Linked DNA regions of Mus musculus: region 2 is linked to region 1. The links are chromatin contacts, found by Hi-C or POLR2A ChIA-PET in ENCODE. All regions are on one chromosome and are shown on one strand. The core of a region is the stretch at or near the end of the contact, and the rest is flanking DNA. Distances in the headings are between cores, read along the strand shown. Region 1 holds the start of Cops8 (COP9 signalosome subunit 8). Region 2 holds the start of Ube2f (ubiquitin-conjugating enzyme E2F (putative)).

What was found. Hi-C counts contacts between places; a loop is a spot of excess contacts on that map. ChIA-PET counts read pairs that join two places held with the same protein, here RNA polymerase II (POLR2A).
Region 2: a map of left cerebral cortex shows a loop between it and region 1 (2.9-fold over the local background). The contact joins the promoter of Ube2f here to the promoter of Cops8 in region 1. A Hi-C loop is called at or near these places in 1 of 37 maps with a recorded cell type or tissue (left cerebral cortex). POLR2A ChIA-PET finds 5 or more read pairs at or near these places in 1 of 5 experiments (embryonic stem cell).

Annotation. Positions count from the first base shown.
Region 1 is chr1:90,601,640-90,606,041 of GRCm38, forward strand. It overlaps Cops8 (COP9 signalosome subunit 8), which reads left to right and starts at 1,786. Exons shown (of 8, transcript NM_133805.3): 1 at 1,786-1,988; 2 at 2,736-2,806; 3 at 3,825-3,873. The coding sequence starts at 1,911.
Region 2 is chr1:91,247,629-91,252,030 of GRCm38, forward strand. It overlaps Ube2f (ubiquitin-conjugating enzyme E2F (putative)), which reads left to right and starts at 2,676. Exons shown (of 10, transcript NM_026454.4): 1 at 2,676-2,809.

The sequences.
Region 1 (4,402 bases), core at 536-3,035:
GGAGACCAGGAAAGGTCGGGCACACCACTGGCCCAGGCTAGAAAGACTTCACTCACCTTGTGTGTGTGTGTGTGTGTGTGTGTGTGTGTGTGTCTGTGTGTGTCTGTGTGTGTCTGTGTGTATGTGTGTCTGTGTGTCTCTGTGTGTGTCTCTGGTGTGTCTGTGTGTGTCTGTGTATGTGTGTATGTGTGCACGCGCACATGAGATGTACACAGGTACACAGGTGATAACACTGTGCTGGTCTGCTGAGCCTGAGGCAGGCAGAGAGAGAAGTGAGAGTTAGGTTTGGAGCTTTTCCAAAAGTTCAAGGCCAGCCTGGGCTACTTAGTAAGACCTTGTCTACCAGTAAGTAAAAGGAGACCCGGGGGCACAGCTCAGTGCTAAAACTATGCACGAGGCCTGTGTTCCAGTCTCCAGTTCTGCCAGAGAAGACAGCAGGGGGCAGGTGTGGTGTCCGGACCATTGCTTGCTGTGTCTGAGCACTGACTAGGGTCTGGCTGGGTGTTTTTACCTCTCATGCCCAGAACTGAAATTCAGGCACCCAGGTTTGCAAAGTAGCAAGGAAACTTTATGCAAAAGCAAAGCCATACTACAGATCAGAAAGAAATATGCTGTCAAGAGTGACCGCTGGCCACATGAGCCAGCATACTCTAGAGCCCCAATTACTGTTTGGGGTTTTTATGAGCTTTGAGAGGAGTCTTATTGCTAAGGAGCACTGCATTCTGTTTTGATTGAAAAATTTTGCCGGACAGTGGTGGCACAAGCCTTTAATCCAAGCACTTGGGAGGCAGAGGCCAGCCTGGTCTACAGGGTGAGTTCCAGGACAGCCAGGGCCATACAGAGAAACCCTGTCTCGAAAAACCAAAACACACACACACACACACACACACACCAAAAACAAAACAAAAACAGAAAAAACAATTTAGTTATGTTACCTCCCTTTTCTATTGTGCATGTCTCAATATGTAAAATTATTGAATTTTATTAAATAATTTTATTATTAAAATGTATTTGATTTTAATCAAAAGCGTTCACAAGCACGCACAGGCAGAAGACAGTAAATAGGAGTTTCTCTCAGCAAATTCACTTAGAAGACATGGTTCACCCTCCTGGGCAGGCACCTAAAACCAATTCAGGCTAGATCAGACCTCCTGGCCTCATAATGCACCTAACTGGATTATTACTGAATAGAATCTGTTCGATGGTCCGCAGAGAGCGAAGAAACTTATCCCATTACTTGGAGAGGGTTTGTCTGCATGCAGTTCCATGCAGGTTGTGAACAGGGGTCCTGGTTTGCTGACAATTGCTAGGTGATTTTTTTTTTTTTTTTTTCAGAAAAAGGTGTGTGTGTGTGTGTGTGTGTGTGTGTGTGTGTGTGTGCGCGTGCGCGTGCGCATAGTAGGTGTAGGTGAGAGTCAGGCTGCTAAGTGAATTGTTAGAAGAGGGGTGTGTGCATAACCCAAACCAAGAAGAGTTTCAGGTTTGGAGTTTCTTGGACTTGTATGTAACACTTTAGCTTAGAAGAAGTACAGTTCAGCGCTCTCGAAACACGTGGAGGTCCAACGGTTTTACTGTTCTCCCACGGCAACTTTGGTTGTGGAAAAATGTAGTCCCGTTATCATTTCCCCGTGCGGATAATCCGAGCCGCAGCCGAACCCTTCCGGATCGCAGGGCTCTGACTCAGAAAGCCGGTTCGTCCTAGCCTGGGGCGGGTCCTCCAGAGCACCGAGACGTTGGGGCAGAGCGCTCGCCGCCCTTGTATTCCGCTACGGCGTCGCTCGGGAAGTGACGACACGCTCGCCCATGCGTACTGAGAGGCAGCTCCTTTACCTCATCGCGGGCGCGACGCCCCGAGGGCCAGCTTGTGCTTTGGTCTGGCAGAGGTGGTGGCGGCGAGAGCGGCCGGGAAGATGCCAGTGGCGGTGATGGCGGACAACGCCTTCAGTTTCAGAAAGCTGTTGGATCAGTGCGAGAACCAGGAACTCGAGGTAGCGCCGCAGGGTGGGGCGGTCGGGTGGGCGCCGTTTCCAGGGTAACGGGCCGGGCCGCGGCCTGCGGGGCGCACACTCCGGGTTCATCAAGAGATGCTGCTTCCATTTGTAACGTTAAGTTAAGTTCGCTAAATAGGCTGGGCGCAGTGGCACAGGACTCCGGTGGGCACACGTCAGGCGGAGGCGAGAGGATTGCCGGTGAATTCGAAGCCAGCTTGAACTATGAAAACCCCAAAAATAAAAAATAAAAATAAAAAAGAAAGAAAAAGGAAAAAAAAAAGGGAGGGCGGGGGCTCACGGACTAAAGGAGACAGCAGCAGCTTGCGGATGAGCCTTTAGCAGACCTTGCTGAATGAATAAAGATTGAAGAGAGACAGGCCTCTATAACTACCTTTTGGTAGTCTTCTGTCTTAAGCTTACTTAAGCTTTTAAGATAACGGCCAGAAAAATAGTGCATTAAGAACCTGTTGGAAGTAGTCCCCCCCCCCTTTTTTTTAATTTGAGACCTGACCTTCCGAGGTAATGTCACTTACATATTTGTGACTATGGAAAGAAACTGATATCCAACTGCAGATAAATGACAGCTCACAACAGATCTAAACTCAGGTTTTAACCTTTGATACTTCCCTAAGCATTTTTCTGCATCTATAGTAGTGCTGGAAAACTTACTTTTTAAGTTTTCATTTTCTCTTTTCTGAAAGTGTATTAGGAAGTGAGGCTTTCCCCTCTTTTTTCGCTCTCTAGGCTCCTGGAGGAATTGCCACACCGCCAGTGTACGGTCAGCTTCTAGCTTTGTACTTGCTCCAGAACGACATGTAAGTAGCACCTTTTACCTAAAACGAAAAGCTTCCTTGAGATGATGCAGGAGTACATGCAGCAGATAGGTGTCTTTTACTGTAATCCTGTTATATCTGTTTCCCTTTTTGTCATAATTAAGAATAAATAAGCTCGATATTTTTCTTGTCGTGTATGTCTTACATACACCTAAAAACATGGTAAGTTCTTGTGAGAAATTAGCATCAAGAACCAATGGAGTTTAAAAAAAAAATCATGTTTTTTTTTTCTTTTTACTTATATTTACTCAGAAACTGGGTGGTGGCGCACACCTTTAATCCTCCCACTTGGGAGCCAGAGGCAGGCAGATCTCTGAGTTTGAGGTCAGTCTGGTCTATAGGTCCAGCTCCAGTACAGCCAGGGCTACACAGAGAAACCCTATCTAAACAAACAAACAAATAAAACCAAAGCAACTGTATATGTACTCAGTAGGAGCAAAAAAGCTGGGGCTGGGAAGGAACACTGGGAGAACCAGGGGAGGTAGACATGTTTGAATTAGTCTTCCTGGGTGGGAGGCAGGAGCTTGAGAGGGCTAGAGAATAGAGGCCTGGTGCAGTTCCAAACCTACTGTGATATTTTTACAGAAACTACACTGAGTTTCTTCATTATACATATAATCGTGTGTCTTACGACTCACTAGGAGAAGGGCTCCAGATTATAACAGCACAGTGTATGCCTGTATTGCGAGGGATACCCAAAGCCTCGAAATGGACACATTGTTTGTACCTGAGTGGTTGTGTGTAAGTCTGTGGTTTGAATGTGTTGTTATGGTTTAGGATCTGAATTGTTAGTTTAAAAAGAACTCCTAAAAAAAATTTTTTTAATTAACCTGGGAAAAGGTTATTTCATGTCCTCCTTTTTTTTTTTTTTTTTTAATTGCTTTTCCTCAACAAATTCATATAAAACTGAGTTGTGCCATGGCCTGTTTTGGTGTTTCGGCCTGTAATTTTATGTATTGACTGAGGTGACTATTTTGTAACTCATCTTTGTGTAAATCAGGAATAATGCAAGATATCTGTGGAAGAGGATACCACCTGCTATAAAGTCTGTAAGTAATCCTGCGGTGTCCCCTGTTGCTTTTAGAATACTGGCATTTACTTAAATGACAGCCTACAAGTCCTCTTTCTTTCCCATATATATCACAGGAACCGTTGTTAAGTGAAGGTTAAAGTTCCAAACCATCTGTTTCTCTAATGGAATGGTTCATGTGCTGATGGTTTCACAAGGCCTGCCATGCTGATGTGAACTGGCCAGTTCGGTACAGAGGGGGCTGAGGGGCTGAGGCATTTCAGCAGACTACTTGATTTGCTGTAATGATAGCTATTTGTAAACTGGCATTGTTTACACAGATATTCACTGCATTAAGATCACTGTTTTAATTAGATGTCTTACTTGGGATGAAGATGAAATAAATGAAGTAACCTGTGAAAAGTGTCTTGCCAGGTAGAAGGAAGTAAGATTTATTTCACTTGCTTCCTTTTCCATTCTGTTTGTAAGACGGGAGCTGCACTCAATAAGAATGAAACAGCTCAGCTGATAAGAGTGGGAGCCCTGCAAGTAGGCTCTAATTGACAGGG
Region 2 (4,402 bases), core at 1,426-3,925, 650 kb after region 1:
TTTTTTTTTTTTTTTTTTGGTTTTTCGAGACAGGGTTTCTCTGTATAGCCCTGGCTGTCCTGGAACTCACTTTGTAGACCAGGCTGGCCTTGAACTCAGAAATCCACCTGCCTCTGCCTCCCAAGTGCTTTAATCCCAAGTGGGATTAAAGGCATATGCCACCACGCCCAGCTTGACAAGCATGCTTTTAAAGCAGTCTGCTAGTCACTCCCCACCCCTAAGAAACAGAAGTCCTTCACTAAACTGTGTGAGAGAGTGAGAGAGCTAAACTGTGAAAGGTGGCATGGCTGTTATGCTGCTGCTGATGGGGTTGTTGACATTGTTGCTTTGGGTTTTTTTGTTTGTTTGCTTGCTTTTTTGGTTTCTTATTTGTTTTGTTTGTTTCTTTGCTTGTTTTGTTTTGAGACAGGGTTTCTCTGTGTACCCCCCTTGATGTCCTGGAACTCACTCTGTAGACCAGACTGCCCTTGAACCCACAGAGATCCATTCAATCTGTCTCTAAGAGTCATTTGTCTCTTTCCTTGCTGTTCATTAGTAGCCTGTCTCTGGGACTGAATGCCAGAGACAGATGGGCTGGATTCACATTCAAGTTCAGTCATGCTGGGCAAAATACTTCTGTGCTTCCTGAAAGCTGGAGCTAACAGAAAACTGTTAACTAGGGCTGTTGTGAGGACTATATAAACCAGTAGGCTCTTGGTAAGTCTTAGGTGAACACATGAGGCTCCCTTATGAAATGGACCTAGAAGTGACTCATCTCTTTGCAATGTTGAGAGTCAGGCGTATTGGTTCAGCTGTTCCAGCTGTATCTGCCTCTTCAAGCCCTTATCTTTTCTCACCAGAACTTTGCACAAACTCATGCAGTACTTGCCCAATAACACTGGTTCTGAACACCTGCCATGGGTCCAAAGAAGAGCGGGGAGAGCAAGAGGGGGTGCCGGGGTGAGGAGCCGTAAGAAAGTGCTGTTTAAGCTTAGGAAAACAAGACAAGCGTTAGCTGAGCAAAGGTGTTTTCCTGAAAGAATGAGGCAGCTTGTCATAAAGAGTTCACTTGAGTACTATAATGGCTATTCCTGGTTATCAACTTGACTATATCTGGAATGAACTACAATCAAAATTGGAGGACACACCCGTGATCCAGATGTTAAGGCTGGAAGACACAAGTTTCTGATCTGGATCACAATGAAAATCCCTTAATATAGAGAGACATTCCATAAGCTCTGTGACTCTAGAGGACGCTGATTAATACCAGTACCATCTCTTCTGTGTTTGCAACCTCCCTTAGATCAAAAGCCTTATTTGTTTGTTTATTGAGACAGGATCTCACTATGTAGCTCAGGTTGCCCAGGAATTCACTATGTAGACCAGTCTGGCAGGTCTGCCTCTGCTTCCCCAAATGCTAGAATTAAAGCCGTGTACCACTAGGCCTGGCTGCCTTTTACCCTTTCTATCTGTGCAGGAGTGTGTATCTGATGGAAGCTTGAGCGTGTGTAGCCATGTGCCACATGGGGTGGTCAAAGGATAACTTTCTTCCACTTTTTTGTTTGTTTGTGTTTACAGGATCTCATTGAGTAACCTTGGCTTGTTTGGAACTCTATGTTATCTAGGCTGGCCTCCAACTCCTATGTGCAACCCAGCTCTGCGGGGGATCTCTTCCCCTCAATGGAAGTCAGGGTACTTGGTCCTAATCTGAGGACTCCTCTGCCTCACATCTTCCCGAGTTTGGAAACAGGTCCTCATGCTGACAAACGCTTTACTCCCTGAACCCAAGTGCCTCATTTCAAAAGAAATCTTAGGGTCTAGGGTGTGGGGGGAGGGGGGAGACGGGGGGGGGGGGGAGGCGGGGGGAGGGGGCGGGTAGCTCAAAGGTAGTGCTTTGCATGTGAGACCTCCTGAGATTCATTCCCCAGAATTGCTAAGAAAATCACTGGAAACCTGACGCTCCTTGTTCTTTTCCACAGAAAATATCCTCTTTCCAAGGCCCTACCTCTCTAGGAGTCTTGCCGAATTCTCTCCCAAAGTAGGCTATCTCCAGTCCCACAGGGACTGAGAATGCATACCACACGAGCTGCAAGTAGGATGCTGCACATGGAACCCCAAGGCCTCAGGAGGTAGGGTCTCTCTACATATCTCTGGCTGTCCTGGAATTCACTATGTAGACCAGGCCTTCCTCTTGTCTCTGAGCGCCGGGACTGAGGTATGCGCCGGAACTCCCGGCCTGAAGTAGATTTTTAAAAGTGCATATAGGAATATGAGAAATTAAAAAAATAAGGAGCAGGAAGAGTGTCCTCACACCCAGCAGCCACCTCTAACTATCCCATGGCCTTAACGCAGCTGCAAACCGGTCGGATTCTTTGCGTTCAGGAATGGTGCCGGGCACAGGAACTTAGCTCCACCAGCAGGCACTGCACTAGTACGATATTCCTAGGGAAGCAAGCCGCTAAATGAATGGAAACAAACCGGAAGGCCGCTAGGCGGTCGGGGATGCTTGCGCTTCGGTGACCAATCAGCAAAGGTCTTGACACATGGCCCACCCTCAGGCCGTGCTCTTCACCAATGAACGAGGGCCGACTAGTTGACCTGTGTATGTCCTGTGACTGTCCACGAGTGGAGCTGCCAATAAAGTTCTTTTGTAGCTTTGAATTTTTTTTTTAAAGTGCCCACTGCGGTCACGGCGCAGTCCCCGCCCCGCCACTTCCGGTCTCGCCGCCGGGAGCCGGTGCGGCTGTGAAGGCCAGCGCGACTCAGTGCCGCTGCTCCGCCGGGCATGGTTTTGGGTGCCGGCTCGCCTCGCCTGACTCGCGGTGCTCAGGTAAGCTGGTCGCGCGGGCTGGACTGAGGCCGAGGCTCCTGTCGCCGAGCGCCAGGCCGGACCGCGAGGTCGGCGGCTGACGGGAAGCGCTGGGCGGGCAGCGAGCCCCGGCGGCTCTAGAGGGCCGGGCCGAGGCGGACCCCGTGCCGCCGCCCGCAAGGTCACGGTGCGGAGCTCGGGCCGTCCGGGAGGCCGAGGCCGAGGCCGCGGCGGGGAGGCCGCTGCCCCTGAAGGGAAGCGGGAGGTGGACGCGGCCCGCCACGGCGACGGCGGGGAGGAGGGGCGGCCGGCCCGCCTGGCCCGGTTCGGTCCCTGACCCGGTTCCGCGGCGTGTCACCCGGGGTGTGGCCTTCTCCTCGGCCGGCTCAGTTTCCTCCGTCTCCGGTGGGCATTGGACCCACTCCTCGGCGCTGCCGGTGGGTTGGAGTTGCTGGGGAAGGCTTCCCGGAGGGGCTCTTGGCCTGTGGGTAAAAATCTGCTCTCCTTAAGAACCTAGTCGGGCTTGGCGGTGAAGGGAAAGAGGGCATCCCAAGACCTGGTTATCAGATTGAACCGAAGGTTCCAGAAATGAGCAGGGTGGTGTTGAAAAACAGTGAGGTGGCTGGGCCTGGTGCCGAGGCTTCCTAGCTGTTTGGGCCGAATGTGGGGAGCTGGGCAGTAGGCAGAGTCATAGGAAATTAAGGATAGTGATTGTGGGGAGCTTCAGGAACAGAATTAACAGGAGTACCTGGACAAAATTAACTTGATATTCAGTACCCAAAATCAAAGATGAGCTCCAGAAGTGGTCAGTCAGTAAGCCTGGCAGGTTAGATACCCTTGGACACTCATGCTGTACGGTTTAAGTCCCGATCTGTTTCTTTCAGCTTGGAAGGTTAAACGGCCCTAGTGGCCCCTAGTTCTCTTAAATGGCTTAGATTGGAGCTGTCAGTGAGGAGTTAGCCTCACTGTGAGCCAACTGGCCCTGCATAGGTCACACCAGCCTGATTTCAGCACAGCACATAGGAATGCTGAATAAACATGACTTGATGAGACTGGTAAATAACAAGTTGCAGTCCTCTTTGGATGCCCTAAAAGTTGGTCCCACCCAGAGGAGGAACTAACTGGGCCAAATACAACTTGTGGAGTTGGAAACTGAGCATGCTGTTCAGAATAGCTGATCGGTTCCCAAAATACTGCCTTAGTCACAGTGTGATTTTCGAGCAAAGGGAAGTTTGGGTCAAAGTGGGGTTTTCCAGAGGTGGGACGTGTTGAGGAGGGAACGAGAATTCTGAGGCAGCTTCTACCCTTTTGATAGTTTGAGTAATTTTTTTTTTGTTTGATCCCTTTGTGGAGATTTAATTTTCTGATTGTGGGGACATTTCCAAATGGAGACTTTGGTTTATTCCCTCCCATGCTAGTGAAAGTGATACAGATGATAGAAAAATAGGTGGATACTCTAGTCTTACCTGCCTTAGAATATGCGTGTTGGGTTTTCTGTGGAGACACCACTCGTGTTGTTTTCTACTCTGCACAGTCTTTGCACAACATGTTCTATTGGAAAAGCCTACAGCTTACTGAAGATTACAAGCTAGGATCTACACCTCGAAGAGTAGA